Linked DNA regions of Homo sapiens: all the other regions are linked to region 4. A link is an interaction called in ENCODE POLR2A ChIA-PET data of the cell type or tissue named here. Cell type or tissue: HepG2. All regions are shown on one strand. Region 1 has its middle 18 kb from the start of ACTL7B. Region 2 overlaps TMEM245 (transmembrane protein 245). Region 3 overlaps ELP1 (elongator acetyltransferase complex subunit 1). Region 4 has its middle 80 kb from the start of ACTL7B.

Region 1 (4,000 bases), 62 kb after region 4:
GCATAGTTAGTGCTAGGCCACAGGCACATTCATATTCAGCTCAAGGGAAGAAGGAAGAGAGCTGCTCCGGGACAAGGAGCTTCTTTACATTGAAGATGACTCAGAAGTTGCATTTAGCACTTCCATGCGTCCCTCACTGGCCTGAACTTAGTCACATGGCCACACTTAGCCGCAAGGGAGACTGGTAATGCAGCCTCCAACTGGGCAGCCATACGCCCAGCTAAAATTTCATTACTGTTGAAGAAGGGGAACGTTTTCCTAGACAACTATCAGTCTCTGCCATGCTCTTCGTCCTGCTTCACGTTCTCCTTCTTGTTCTAGCTGTGAGCCTTTGCCATTCACTAATTTGGGCCTTAGCTGGGGGAAGCCTCCTCAGTGTCATCAGACCTCCTGGTGAGGTGCAATTAGCCATTCAAGCTTCTTGACACTGAAAGAAAAGCTGGGCCCCACAGCTGGTCCTCCAAGATGGTATCAGTTATACCAGTGAAGGAGAAGAAACTCCTGGATGTCAAACTAGGGGAGCTGCCAAGCTGGATACTGATGCAAGATTTCACCCCTAGTGGCATTGCTGGAGCATTTCAAAGAGGTTTCTACTGGTACTACAACAAGTACATCGACGTGAAGAAAGGGTGTCTCAGGGGGTTCCACGGTACTGGCAGCTTACATGCTCTTCAGCTACTGCCTTTCCTACAAGGAGCTCAAGCATGAGCAGCTATGCAAGTACCACTGAAGAGGGGCCTGCACGGACAGCACGCTCTGTCGCCCTGACCACGACCTCCTTTGCCCACACCTGTCCTTGAGGAACGCGATCCTTGCTGAATCTTTTTATATCCTAATGGGAATTAACCTCCACATAAAAGACGACTGGTTAAAAAAGAAAGGAAAAGCTGGGGCCCAAAGAGGGATCCCTGGGAGCTCGGACCAGGGCCAGAGCTCTTCTCAGAGCACAAATCTGGCTGTTTTCTAAAAAGACAGTTTTGATACGTGGAGCCTTTTTCCACAATATTGTAAGAGATGCTGGCTTGGCTGTGACTGGAGGTGACTCACACCTGCTCTTTGTAGAGAGCATAACACTGTTCCTGCAAAAGGAAAGCTCATGCCAGGTCACTGGTACCCGCAGACAAGTCTGTTCCTCTTTAAGAGATTCTTAAAGGATTAAAGAGCACGCAGTGCAAAGGCTTTGGATGTGCTGAGTTGCACGTAGCTGAACTAGAGGCTTCAATAATGTGGACAGAGTGCAAGACCAGAAATTGGAAAATGTTACAGTGGTCTCAGCTCCTCCATTTGTCAGCTATGTGTCCTTGGTCAAGCCACTTCCCAACCATGGGCTTCTGTTTTCTCAATTAAAAAATGTTGACTAAATTGGGTTTATTACTAATCTTTGCGCTTCTACAGATTATTTCTGAAACTCTTATCATGTTCCAATTTCTGCTTGTCCACTGTGATATAATAAAAAATAAATAAACCTCTGGCCTTTGTCCCTGGCTCCTGGTGTACAGCTCCTAAACCCTTAGAATCTTTGGGGTGATGAGAGTTTCTTTTGTATGCTAATGAAAGACTGCTGGTGGGGTCCCCTAGGTAGCTTCAGGATGGGGGCTGGTTGCCAGAAAGACCAAGGATGATCGGAGGTTTGGAAATTCCAGCCTCCCTCTCTACCCTCAGACCTCGAGGGAGAGGAAAGGAGCTAGAGATTGAGCTAATCACCAACAACCATTGATTTAATCAATCATGCTTAAGTGACAAGGCATCCATAAAAACCCTGAAGTGATGGGGTTTGGAGAGCTGGAGGTGGTGACCACACAGAGGCGCTGGAAGGGTGGTACACTCCAATAGGGCACAGAAGCTCCACACCCCTTCCCTATACCTCGCCCTGTGTTCTACCTCTCTCCCATTTGGCTGTTCTTGAGTCATATCCTGTATAATAAGCCAGTAATAGTAAAGCACCTTCCTGATTTTATGAGTCATTATAGCAAATTATCAAACCTGAAGAAGGGGTCACAGGAACCCCCAATTTATAAGCGGTTGGTCAGAAGTGCAGGTGGAAACCTGGGACCTGTAACTACCCTCTGAAGTTGGGTGAGGAGAGCGCAATCACCTGGTGACCACTGAAGAGGCCCCAGAGACAAAAACTCCTCAACTGAGGAATTTAGAAGGAAACGAAGACCACCTGGTGACTATCAGGCAGGCCATCCAGAGGCAAAACTCCGTATCTGGGGAAATGAGAAGTAATTAGACTTCCCTATTATCTAAAGCAGGCACTGGTACCAGGTCTTTCCCCGCCAAAATTTATAAGTAACTAGAATTCCTATACATCTCCGGAATGCTATGCCGAAACTCATTGTGCAACCCTTGCTGACATCAGGGCACAAAAATGTCTACATATGTAAGCATTTATCATGACCTATGTGGCTAACATGGTCCAAATTATCCTTAAGCTCCCACTTTAAGGTCCATAAATGCTCCTAAGGAAAAAATCCACTGTGGCACGCTCAGTCCTCTCACTGAGGCACCAAGTTGCACTCATCTTTTTATGAATTTTATTATTATTTATTTTTGAGATGGAGTCTTGCTCTGTGGCCTAGGCTAGAGTGCAGTGGCACGATCTCAGCTCACTGCAACCTCTGCCTCCTGGGTTCAAGCAATTCTCGTGCCTCAGCCTCCCAAGTTGCTGAGAATTACAGGCGCCCACCACCACACCCAGCTAATTTTTATATTTTTAATAGAGTCGGGGTTTCGCCACACTGGCCAGACTGGTCTCAAACTCCTGACCTCATGTGATCCACCCACCCTGGCCTCCCAAAGTGCTGGGATTACAGGTGTGAGCCACCATGACTGGCCTCCATTGCAGTCTTCTGCGGAGTTTTTTCTAACAGACTTTACTTTTCAAACCTATACTATTGTCAGTAATTCTTCTTACCAACCCACAAGTCCACCACTTCTCAATGCCGGGGCTCTGACGCCTCGCCCAGCATGGGTGACAGTTTTATAGGACTGAGCCCTTCACCTGTGGGGTCTGTGCCAACTCTAAGTACTTAATGTTTGGATTGAATTGAATTGCAGGACACCCAGTTGACGTCTAAAGAGTTGTTAAATTAGTTGGTGTGAAAAATTAAGGGAAATCCCACACATTTGGTGTCAGACATGTTGTGATTAAAAAACGTTCATGTCCATGGCCTCTTCTTATCTCTTTTCAGAACAGTACAGCAGTAACTATACGGAATAGACAGTTTTTCCCTTCTCTCCTCACTGTTTCTCCTGTGTCCATTACCAAATGTGGAAAATCCAAGGACTCCCAAGTGACTCTCCCTTTGTACTTCCTGGGGACCAGGATCCTGGGCTAGTACTTTGGGCCAGGCTCAGCAGGTGTCTAAGGGATTTTAACACAGCGTTGACAAATGGTTCCCACAATCCAAGTTTATGGAGAGACTGAAGTAGACATCAGGCACTGACAGAAATGAAAACTGTGTACAACTGATCATTAGGGATATGAAAATCAAAACCATAATGAGATTCCATCTCACACCAGTGAAAACAACTATTACTAAAAAGTCAAAAAATACAGATGCTGGTGAGGTTGTAAGAAAAGAGAACACTTATACACTGTTAATGGGAGTATAAATTAGTTCAACCATTGTGAAAAGTAGTATGGCAATTCCTCAAAGAGCTAAAAGCAGAACTACCATTTGGCCTAACAATCCCATTACTGGGTATACACCTAGAGAAATATAAATCATTCTACCATAAAGATACATGCACGTGAATGTTCATTGCAGCACTAGTCACAATAGCAAAGGCATGGAACCAACGTAAATGCCCATCAATGACAGATTGGACAAAGAAAATGTGGTACATATACACCTTGGAATACTATGCAGCCATAAAAAAGAATGAGATCATTCCTTTTACAGGCACGTGGATGGAGCTGGAGGCCATCAGCCTTAGCAAACTAACACAGGAACAGAAAGCCAAATACCACATGTTCTCCTAAGTGGGAGCTAAA
Region 2 (4,000 bases), 330 kb after region 4:
TTTTCATTAAAATTTAATGAAAGATTAAAGCATAACATTTTCTAAAGATTAAGAATGTTAAATGCAACATATGACACTACAAAAAATTCACTTTCATTCACACAGTCAGCCTCTGCTGACCTTAGGCTAGACTTAAAAAAAAAAAAAAAAAAAAGAAGGAACCCACCTAAATGAAAAAGCAATATAATCCAGACAGGAATTGAAACTGCTCTCAAGTAGCGTTCAGTGCTTGCATTCCACTTGAATGAAACAGTCAACACATAGCCAACCACCAACGTCCAGATCTTAAATAAATGAAAGACACAGCTGTAAAATCTATACACGTGAAAATGAACATACAATTATACAAAATCTGTAAGTGTCTATACAGCAGGAATGCTCTGGACATAGCACAGAAAAGATGAAGGTTGATGGTGTCAAAGAAACGTACCTAGGTTCTCCTCGTTTGGAGAACCTAAGTTTTGAAATACTAGGCATTTGAAATCTCATGTAGTAATATTAAATAGTTGTTTAACAAAAGATACATAGTTCAAAACCCATCTTATACACAAAAATGCTTGAGATAAAATATTCAAAGCATAAACCATGGATTTAAATTAAGAATCTAATCTTATGGAATTCCTACAGTTTTCTCTGTTGATCAATGTTTAGAAAAGAAACGGAAAGAAAAGAAAAAAACAAGAAAAGGAAAGCTTTCCAAAAAGAATCAGGTTAAAAGATTCTATTTCAGCTTATAAAATATGCTTGTTACTGGGGAAATAACTCTGTAAAAGTAAGAAAGCAGCCAGCTGAAGTGTGACCCTGCTGAAATAATCTAGGCAACAAATGATTAGAACCTAATCCAGAGTTATGATGCACCAGCTGAAGAAGTGTGCCTGAAAAAAATATTATTAGAGGAACAAACAGCAGGACTTCAGAACAGAAGAATCAGCCAGGATACCCTCTTCAGTTCTTCCTACACTAAAGTTAAATGACCCTAGAGCTTAAGACGCATCAAAAGAAACCAGCGTAGCCTACACAGAAACTCATATTTTAATAGAACATTTATAAAACACAGAGGGAATACATAATCCAGAACACATCTGAGCACAAAGACCTTAATTAACATAAGACCAAGAAGCTAAAAGTCAAGTATGACATGAACCTTGCCAAAAAAAAAAGCAAATTAAGACAAAAAGAAACTTCGAGCTATATAATTCAGAGCATGAAGAAAAAAGAACTGATGGGATTACTAAAAAAGACAGAAAAAAACTATCTCCTACGTTATTTTGGTCAAATCTATCAATACAAATAATCTTCGCATCTTAAAAATGTTTATAGCTTCTAACCTCAGAATTCAACTTTCAGACTTTATCCTTACTAAATAATGATAAATTTTGAAAAAGTTTTAAATATAAAGAAGCTCATCAGAGTATGATTCAGAACAGTGAAAAAAGTGATTACCTAAAAGGTCAACAACTGGGAAATGATTACGATTCACTCAATAAAATGTTATGCAACCATTAAAATCACTTCTTAAAAACAAAGACTATATAGTTTAAAAACTCACAATATCATATTAAGTTAGAAGTAAAATACAAAAAATACTTGTGCTGTGATTACATCTACTATATGGTGGGAGGAAAAGAAAATGTACTAAGAAGTTAGTGGCTGTATTTGGGTGGTAAAATTTTGTTTTTCCTTTCACTTTTTTCTGTATTTTCCAGACTGCCTTTAATAAGCACTAATTCTTTTATAATAAAAAGGACATTAAAATATTTCTTCAAGTAACTCTATCAGATGAAATATTAAAGAGCTTTGAAGCTCAAAAATATGAGGACATGGGAAGTGAGACTACAGCTGCTTCAAAAAGTCCAGTCTTGCTGGACCAGACCAATTAACCCTGGGAATTCAAAGAATTTGAGATCTGATTGCAGAGCATAGAAAAAAATCTGAGTACAATAATAGTACACTTATATAACACTCCTATGTGCCAGGCCCTATTCTAATGCTTTATGTATACTAACTCATTTGATCCTCATAACCCCACAAAATAATATTATTATGATCCTCATTTTACACATGAAAGAAACCCAGATTTCAGAGAAGTGACTTGCCCAAGGCCACAGCCAATAAATGACAGAGGCAGGATTAGAACCCAGGAATCTGGCTCCAGAGTGCACTTTTCTAATCTTAAGGAGAAAGAAGCATGGTGCTAGAATACTAAAGATAAGCAAAAGCTGCTCAGATTTTCACAAGGGAAAATAAAAACAGTCAATTTAGACAACTACAACTTGTTGAAATTAAAAAAAAATCCACAGTAAATGGATAGTCTTCAGAGGTACGTCAGTTAGCCCCACCCTATTAAACATTACGTCAGTCACTTAGATGAAAGACTAGAGGCACAATAACAGAAAAAACTGATTTTACACAAATCAGTTATACAAAACTGAGTTGTCAATAAATATTGAGATAATCTATCATGATTCAAAAAGATATCCTGAAGCCAGAACAATGGGCTAATCCAAACAAGATTAAACTATATGAAAAGAAATGCAAAGTTCTGCTTCGAGATTCAAAACTCAACTGTACAAGTATGGAATGGAAAGAGAACATCTGAACCACTTTTCAGTTCAGTATGAGTCAGCCTATGACTAGTAGAAGCACTTATTTCTAAAAGTACAATACTCGTATCAGGGAAAGTGATTGTTTCAATTAATTTTGCGCTACCAAACCACACAACAAAATTCAGCCTGGGAAAGGAAATAGAAATCACAACATGATAATATAAATGTAGCTAGGGGAAAAAGAAAAAAAAAGTTTTGCTCAGAAAAGAGAAGGAAATATCAAGATTTTGTAGCTATCTTCAAATAATTTTTAAAATGTCATCTGGGAGAGGCATAAGACTTGATTTTCTGTGGTTCTGAGAGCAGAAATACGTGGGAATTAGGAAATAACACAGCTCAGTAAAAGGACAGGTTTTTCCAATAAACTATAGCTATCTACAAATGGAATAATCATTACTAAAAGTGTTTGAGCAAACGTTGAACAGAGATGACAAAGTAAGTACTACCCTTAGTAAGAAGCTGAACTGGAGGTCACAATTTATACAGTACCTCCAAGAAGTTTTTGTTTCTTATCTGTATGCATAAGGAATTAGTATCATTTGCAAGGAGAGAAAAAATAAGAGACTGCATACTTCAGATTTTTTAAGAGAAATTTATTGTCTAACAAGAAGCATGTATTTTCATCTATCAACCTGAAACTCACAGATTACCTCATTCCAGTTTAAAATAACCATTTTAAAATATACTCCCCAATTCTACTTTTAGGAGTGTTTTACAGAAGCACACTGTGCAGACACATATAAAAATATTCACTTGCCATTTACAATATAAAAAATTGAGAACTTAAATATCATTTTATAGTGAACTGTTTAAATAATGCTATCTCCAAAAATTGAGTAATTAGTCAGACTTTCAACAGTATGATGAACATCAATATACAGTGCTACAGTGTCAATTTATTCGTGTGTAAATTTATAATGGTGAAAATATACTCAACAAAAAATGTTTTAAAATATTATCTCTAGATGGCAGATTTCAAGGAGTAATCTGCTTCTTTATGTTTTATTACAGGTGCTCAATTTTCTACTAAGGTTATGTAGTATCTTTATAAACAGAAAAAGAAGTATTTTTAACCTTTAGGAAATTCTTTTGGCTTCTGGATTTTTTCCAGTATTTTGAAGTGTTTCCTCAGAAAAGATTCGCAGAAGTAATATTAGTTCAAGAGGTAAGGCCATTTATAAAAACACTTTAGAGTTTATATTAAGCCCATTATGATTATACAATTACCAATGGTTAAAAATGTTTATCAAAGTATTCTAATACAAATTCAGAGCTAAGAAAATCTGTTGAAAACATTTTCTAAAAGGCATGGTGGGGGAGGGGGAGAAAAAAGATTTATACTGTAGCAGTATTAAAAAGAAAAAAGTGGCCAGGGCAGTGGCTCACACCTGTAA
Region 3 (4,000 bases), 110 kb after region 4:
AAAGGAGAAATAGACAAATACTGGGAGACTTCAACACTTTCCCAGTCATTGATAGAGCAAGTAGTGAGGAAATCAATAAGGATATAAAAAGCTAGAACAGCATGATCAACCTAATCTAACTGACATTTATAGAACACTCCATCCAATAATAGTAGCTTTCATATTATTTTCAAATACACACACAACATTCTGTAAAACAGACCATATTATAAATTAAAATAAATTATAAATTTAAATTAATAAAATGTATGTTCTCTAATCACAACAAAATTAAAGTAGAAATTAATAACAAAAAGATGGCTGGCAAATCTCCAATATCTGCAAGTTAAACATACTTCTAAATAAGCCAAGGTTCAATAAAGAAATCACAAGGGAAATTAGGAAATGAAAACAAAACATTTCAAAATTTGTATAACATAACTAAAACGGTGCTTGAGGAAAATTATGGCATTATATGCTTAAACTATAAAGTAAGGAATCATCTCAAATCAATAGCTTTAAGCCATCACCTTGGTCAGGCACAGTGGCTTACACATGGAATCCCAGCACTTTGGGAGGCAGAGGTGGAGGGATCACTTGAGGCCAGGAGTTTCAGACCAGCGTGGGCAACTAGTAACACCCCATCTCTACAAAAAAAATTAAAAATTAGCCAGGCATGGTGGCATGCACCTGTAATCCCAACTACTCTGGAGGCTGAGGGGGGAGGACAGCTTGAATGTAGGAGTTTGAGACTGCAGTGAACCATGATCGTGCCACTGCACTCCAGCCTGAGCAAGAGTGGGACCCTGTTTCTTTAAAAAAACAACAACAACAAAAGAAAAAAATAAGAAAAAAATAAAAGTAAGCCATCACCTTAAGAAACTAGAAAAATAAAGAGCAAATAAAATAATAAAATAATAAAAAAAGAATGATATAGAATACAGAAAAATCATAGAGAAAAACAATGAAACAGTTCATTCTTTAATAAGATCAATAAAATTGATAAACCTCTGGCCAGAATAATCAGAAAAAAGAAGACACATCAATATCTAGAATGAAAGACAGGACATCACCATAGACCCTACGGACAGTAAAATAAGAGAATACTATAAACACTTCATACCAATAAATCTGACAATTTAGATGAAATGAACAAATTACTTGAAAGACATAAACTACCAATGCTCATTCCAGAAGACACAGATAAACTTGAATAGGCTAATGTCTACTAAAGTAACTGAACTAATAGTGGAAAAGCTTTCATTAAAGAAAACTCCTGGCCGAGATGGCCTTACTGGTATATTCTACTAAACATTTAAAGAAAAAAATATCTCCCAAGAGCTGGGAGAAAGAGCTGAGCTGTCAGGTGTTGGAGTAGCTGATCAAAGCAACAAGTCAAAAATGAATTAAGCCTTCAGGCATTGCATTGGTATAAGCAAGAGGCTAAAACCAGGGAAAGCACCAACTCTCTCTGTTCCATTTTTTCCCAAGGAACAACTCACTAGTCAAGAGTCAGCTGGATCCACACAGACATGAGGGTTGGTTCACTGTTGAAGGAGCTTGGAAAAAAAGGCTTTAGCAGTTTGATGGATCTTGGGGGTATGGGTGCAAAGGAAGGGGGCTAAGGGTGGAAAAGTACTGGGTAGTGAGTCACAGTGGAAAAAAATGTCAAGGTTTTTCCACTCCTTCTTGCATAAACAGGCCTTGGCAGAGGTGCCTGAAGAAGACCTTGGCCCATGGCCTCAGATAGAGAGACCTAAGAATGAAAGTGCCAGGACTCTCAATGCAAATACTGTTACAAGAGCATGACTAACAGGGGGCCCTGAGTCCTTGACTGCAACTCCCTTTAGAAACTGTAATGCATTGGCAGTACGCCAAGTCTGGTGTAGGGAGGGCAGCTTTTCCCCATGTGGCCTCCTAGGTAAAGTCTGTAATTGTTTATGGTCAGGTCTGAAACATCACACATAGGTTTTTAACCATAAGCTAGACTCTCATACCAATTCTACATGAAATCCTCCAGAAAACAGAAGTGTAAAGGACACCACCCCTCATTTTTGTCACCCCTCAATGACAGCAGCATTATCCTGATACCCAAAACATGGCAAAGACACGAAAAAACTACAATATCCCTCATGAACACAAACACAAAAATCCTCAAGAAAATTTTAGTAGATCTAATCTGCCACAAGAGAAAAAGGGTAATAAATCTATAATACCAAGTGGGGTTGAACCCAGAGATGCAAGGTTGGTTTAACAGTAGAAAATCAATCACCTAGTCCCCCATATCACTCGTCTAAAAACAAAACCCTTCATAGTTGAAAATGCATTTGACAAAATTTAACACCCATTCATGATACAAACTCTCAGAACAAGGAACAGAAGGGAATTTCCTCAAACCAAGAGGGCAGGAATTGGCAAATTTTTCCTGTAAAAGATTAGACAGTAAATATAGGCCTTATGGGCCAAACTATCTGTGTCACAACTCTAACTCTGCTGCTGTAGTGTTAAAGCAGCCATACACAAGATGTAAACTAATGAGCATGGCTATGCTCCAATAAAGCTTTATTTACAAAAACAGGTGGCATGCTGGATTTGTCACAGGTTGTAGTTTGCCAACTCTGCAATAGAGAGCATTAAAAAAAAAAAAAAAAGCAAATATCAGGCCAGGCACGGAGGCTCATGCCTGTAATCCCAGCACTTTGGGAGGCTGAGACAGGCGAATTGCTTGAATCCAACAGTTCAAGACCAGCCTGGGCAACATGGCAAAACCCCATCCCTACAAAAAATACAAAAATTAGCCAGGCATGGTGGCATGTTCCTGCAGTCCCAGCTACTCAGGAGGCTGAGGTGGGAGGATCGCTTGAGCCTAGGAGGTCAAGGTTGTAGTGAGCTGAGATCACACCACTGCACTCCAGCCTGGGTGACAGAGCAAGACTCTGTCTCAAAAATAAAATAATATAGAATAAAATTTTAAAAAAGCAAACATGACACTTAATGCTAAAAGACAAGTGAATTTTCTCCAATATCAGGAAAAAGGCAAGGATGTTCACTCTTAACACTTCTATTCAACACCACACTGGAAGCCCTAGAAAATGCAATACAGATAGAAAAAAGTATTGATTGTAAGAAAGACATAAAACTATATTTATAGAAACCATGTTTGTTGATGTAGAAAATCCTAGAGAATACACCCAAGAGCTTCTAGAACTAATAAATGAGTTTAGCAAGGTTGCAGGATACAAGGTCAATTATACAGCCTCCCTGCAAAACACTTCAGCTATATTTCTATATACTAGTAATAAAACATTAGAAAATGAAATTAAAAACTAGTCAAGCCTTGAGATGACTCTAGCCCTGGCCAATACCTTAATTGCAGCCTTGTAAAGGACCCTGAGCCAGAGGCCCCAGCTAAGCCCAGCCAAGATTCTTGGCCCATTGAAAAAGTGGGATAATAGGGTCTGTTGTTTTAAGCTGCCAGCTTTTAAGGTAAGTTGTTACGTAGCAATAGATAATACATCTAGTGTCACAGTAATACACCCAGTGTTGGTGAGTATAGGAGTCACTGAAGCACTCTCACATATCACTGAGGGGAATGCAAAATGATACGGCCACTGCAGATTAGTTCTGCAGCTTCCTAAAAAGTTAAACATCCACTTACCACGGGATGTGGCATTCCTACTCCTGTCCCCATAAAGACCTGCACTAGAATGTTCATGGCTGCGTTATTCATAATAACCCCAAACTGAAAACAATCCAAATGTACATCAACTGGTAAATCAACAAATTCTGACATATACATATAATGGGATACTATTCAGCAATACAAAGGAATAAACTACAACATGGATGCATCTCCAATGCACTATGTGAGTGAAAGGAGCCAGATTAAAAAGACTACATACCATATGGTTCTGTTTATATGAAATTCTAGATAATGTGAAACTTTACTGACTGATCAGTTTGCCAAAGGCTGGCAGTGGAGGGAGAAGGCTGACTGCAAAAGGGGAAGTAGGGAACTTTT
Region 4 (4,000 bases):
GGGCTCACACCTGTAATCCCAACACTTTGGGAGGCCGAGGCGGGCAGATCACCTGAGGTCAGGAGTTTGAGACCAGCCTGGCCGATATGGTGAAACTCCGCCCCTACTAAAAATACAAAAAATTAGCCGGGCATGTTGGCACGTGCCTGTAGTCCCAGCTACTCAGCAGGCTGAGACAGGAGAATCGCTTGAACCTTGGAGGCGGAGGTTTCAGTGAGCCAAGATCACGCCACTGCACTCCAGTCTGGGCAACAAGAGCAAAACTCCATATGAAAAAAAAAAAAAGGCAGTGAGTCACCAATGGCCAGCCAGCATCCATGGGGAGAATTAGATTCCACCTTCTGATGGGTGGAGTGACAAAGAAACTGAGAACCTGTTTTAAAGCCACGTTTGGTACTACTATAAAACTCTCCCACTGGAGTTCTTTCCTGAAGCCACAATTCTAACCCAAGAGATGTGCATTCTTCTCCTCTGCCCATGCCCATCTGTAAGCTTCCTGGACAGATTCAACAGAGGGCTCCATAGATGGGCCTTTCTTGGAATTAACCGTGGTTCTTGAATCCAAAGCCACAAAACAGGATGGATCCTACCTTAGGGATACAAGCTTCTCCCTTTCTTGTCCCAGGCTAAGCCCACCACCCCAGGAATCCCCCGTGGTTTTAGTTCCTACTGCTCCAGGAACTTCCAATCCTATCAAGTTGGGTTCATGGGCCCCACTGCTAGAGCAGCCATGACTGAGCCTGAAGCACAAGCTCCTGGTCCCCACTTGCTGAGCCGCCCCTGCACCCAGGCAGATCTTCCTAAGGCCCCAAGCCTCACTGCTCCCATGGTCCAAGGAGACTCTGAAGCCAGAAGAGCCATCTCCTGTAAGCTCTTCTCTCTTCCCCACTAGATGACCTGGAAGGCTGGTTGAGCCACGTCTGACCCTCTTAGACCAGCTCTACAATATGCGGTCCCTCCCTCTAGAGCCTTCCTACTCTAGCCAGTGATTCCCCCGCAAGAACCTCTGTATCCTTTCTTCTCTGTATCCTCATTTCTCCCCACAACCAGGCAGATGGACTAAGAAACTCCTGTAACTCAGAGTGGTGTCCGAGGGAAAAACTCCTCGGATTTTAAATAGTCTTAGACTAGCTAGAACTCCGCACCACTCTCTCCCCAAATATTTCAGGCATTGTGGGGCCAGAACCCTAGGGGTGGGTTTTTAAGGCAGCAGACTGGGGAAGGAGAGAGGATGAATGAGCAGGTCTTGCGGAGCAATGAAAGAATGGGTAGCTGGCTGAAATAAGGAGGGGAAATCGATGGGAAAGTCAGGGGACACGGGGCTGAGGGGAAGAGGAGTAAGGAATGCTTTACAGAGAAGCTGAAATGGGATTTGCAGCCCGAAGGATGAGAAGGAACTATTAATATTACATCAGCGTAACTGCCCTTCATAATCACTGTTTGTTTGTGATCCTCCAAGTCTGCTTTGAACTACGCAAACAGTCTTTGCTGTAGCTCATTTTAAGGCCTGTCCAACCCCAGAGAGGTTAATTATGAAATCCATATTAGCAATACAACTGGGGATTCAAACTTGTAAATTCATTGGCCATAGAAAATCTATCATGTTCAAAAACAAAAAGCATTTTCTTTTCTCCGAGAAGTTGACATCAGGAAACAACTCTTCCTTTAATGTTCTTGAAAAAGACCCATTCCCCCCACACTATACCTTCTTTATAATTCCGTTATAAAAGAAGTTTCACCCATAGGTCTCTGATTTTTTTTAATAAAACTTCAGAGTATTATTTTTGGATGGTTATATTTTGGATAAACTCCTTCATCCTGGAGCCTGGTGAAGCTTTTTGCTTTAAACCTCGAAATCTTTTTTTTTTTTTTTTTTTCCCCAGTTTCAAGAGTTTAAGCCTTCATGGTTTGGATTTCACTCCAAGTTCAAACTGCTTGGAGGTCCAGTGGGATCACAACTTGGCAGAATACATTCTGGTTCTTAAAATTAAGCAACTGTTACCAACATCTGAGCTTCCACACTGAGCTATTGAAAGGGCATTTTCATATCACAAGTGGAGGCTTCCTGCTGGGCCATGGGTGGAGCAGAGCTGGAATAAGGGGAGGCAGACCCAGCTGAAACCCTTCTCAGCCCCACACAGCCCTCCCCCACCTCCCAGATTTGCTGGGCCTGTCATTTGAGGCTAAGTCATATAGACAAATTCAAAGTTCACTCTGGGACATGAGCAAGGGAAGACAACAAAACACACATTCTTCTCTCTGAAATCTTTTCCCAGGCTCTGGGATATTGCCTGGCACTCTGTAGGCACCCAATAACGTTTGTTAAATGCTTGAAAGAAACAAACTATGGGGTAGGGGGAGATAAAAGAGAGAGAAAGAAGGAGGGAAGAAGAAAAAAGAAAAAAATGGGAGGAAGGAAAGATTCTGAAGTTATTTTAAATAAATGCTCATTTATATATTTATATATGCTGCCTTACAGTAAATTAACAATAAATAAAATTGAGTGCTTACTATGTGACCAGAACTGTGCTAAACTGCATTATACACATTATTTCAAATCTCATGATGACACCATGAAGCAAGAAGCATTATTAACCCCATTTAAAGGTAAGGAAACTGTGGTTAAAGAGATCAAGTCACTTTGCCCATAGTGCCAAAAATAAGTGTGGGGCCAGGATCTGAATGCAGGTCTATCTGATGAGAGTCTGATCTCTTTCTTTCCCTTGACAATTTATCCTCAGGGATCCTGCACACTTTATGTCTCTTCATTTTTTTAAGGGTGAAAACCAATGCAGGTGAGAAATAAAATCCTAACCCTCCCAACCAACTGAATGGACCCCCCTTTTGGCCAAGGAGACCACAAAGAAACTTACAAACTGAGCTCTTGGCCATGACAGGGTGGGAGAGGAGGTCAGACAGGCCTTGCTGTGCCCCCTCCCTCACTAAACACCATTAGACTTTCTTTCCCAGAGTTCAGCTGAAACCAGCCCTTTCAAAAGATTTGCTCCACTGCTGATTTCCACCAACCACCTGATGCTGTGGCTGGACTCCTCGCCATTTTTGTGGTTTTGGCACAGCAACTGACCAGCATTCCTTCCTGATAAGAGACCACTGACCACAGACTGATTCTGGCCAGTCCATGGAGGCTGCACACAGGGACACTTCTGTGTCCTCCGTTTTCCCTTTTGACTTATGGAGCCTAAATTCACTGCATTTAAATGTTAAGTCTCCAACCCAAAGTGAACATGGGACATATGTAACATGCATGTTTGCTTACTATGCATGCACACCCCTTCATGAATATTCACAGTTCTTCCTATAACCTGTTGAATATGTATACTTAGCCAACCTGTTCAGTGTAAATTCCTGTCTTAGCCTTCCTCCTTCCAAGTGCTTGCTTTTGTTTTTTGCTGGAGGCTATGCTTCCCAGCCTGCAGGTGGCGAGCCTGCAGCTGCAACCTTTTATAAGAAATTAAGCTCTCCTTTCCCGATGTATAGATCTCATGACTTTAAGTCAACACAGGTCATGGGCACACAGGTGTAAGCTTTAGCATTAAGCAATCACATGGCTCATAGAGTTCAGCCACCAGAACCCAGGGGTTGCCATTCATAGGTTAGGTAGGCTGAGGCAGAGGCAGGCTGCTCTTTCATGTCAGAAGTGAGGGAATAGCACCCTAAGTAGAAGAGACAGTATTGCAGGTGTTAAGGCAGGAAAGAACATTCCAGAAACTGAAAGGCTCATTATGGTTCCATTGACAGTAATGAGATCAGAAGGAGTCAAGAGACACCATGATAAAGATTTTATCCTGAATGCATCAGGAGGCCCCCGAGGGGTTTTAAGCAGATGAGGGATATGGCACCATTTATGTTTTTAAAAGAATATTCTAGCTACGGTGTGAACATGGACCGGAGCCACTAGGAGGGAACGTGTGCAGATGCCCAGGGAAAACCCCTTGACCAATCACTCAACGAGCCTTCTGACTTAGGCTTGGTGCCAGGG

The links. ChIA-PET counts read pairs that join two places held together with the same protein. Peaks named below come from ENCODE experiments on the same cell type or tissue, not always from the same donor. Only the 100,000 strongest peaks of a DNase experiment are listed, where the experiment ranks them.
Region 1: POLR2A ChIA-PET joins it to region 4 with 6 read pairs; 4 of 35 experiments call an interaction of 5 or more read pairs at or near these places.
Region 2: POLR2A ChIA-PET joins it to region 4 with 5 read pairs; 2 of 35 experiments call an interaction of 5 or more read pairs at or near these places.
Region 3: POLR2A ChIA-PET joins it to region 4 with 5 read pairs; 3 of 35 experiments call an interaction of 5 or more read pairs at or near these places.

The regions. Positions count from the first base shown.
Region 1 is chr9:108,835,868-108,839,867 of GRCh38, forward strand. It overlaps the pseudogene LOC100288416. Among named protein-coding and RNA genes, the nearest start is that of ACTL7B, 18 kb to the right of the region's middle. In HepG2, no CTCF peak of the experiment used is centred here; a DNase peak (open chromatin) is centred at 2,344.
Region 2 is chr9:109,108,287-109,112,286 of GRCh38, forward strand. TMEM245 (transmembrane protein 245) reads right to left here. Exons shown (of 18, transcript NM_032012.4): 2 at 167-284. Among named protein-coding and RNA genes, the nearest start is that of TMEM245, 9.7 kb to the right of the region's middle. In HepG2, no CTCF peak of the experiment used is centred here; a DNase peak (open chromatin) is centred at 1,905.
Region 3 is chr9:108,884,287-108,888,286 of GRCh38, forward strand. The region is part of intron 29 of ELP1 (elongator acetyltransferase complex subunit 1); the gene reads right to left. Among named protein-coding and RNA genes, the nearest start is that of ACTL7A, 24 kb to the left of the region's middle. In HepG2, no CTCF peak of the experiment used is centred here; DNase peaks (open chromatin) are centred at 595 and 1,775; H3K4me3 peaks cover 1,527 bases.
Region 4 is chr9:108,773,993-108,777,992 of GRCh38, forward strand. No RefSeq gene overlaps it. Among named protein-coding and RNA genes, the nearest start is that of ACTL7B, 80 kb to the right of the region's middle. RefSeq lists an enhancer at 2,133-2,277, a cis regulatory region at 2,199-2,212 and a silencer at 2,857-3,151. In HepG2, a CTCF peak has its summit at 3,453 (motif pointing right); DNase peaks (open chromatin) are centred at 2,189, 3,079 and 3,479; H3K4me3 peaks cover 424 bases.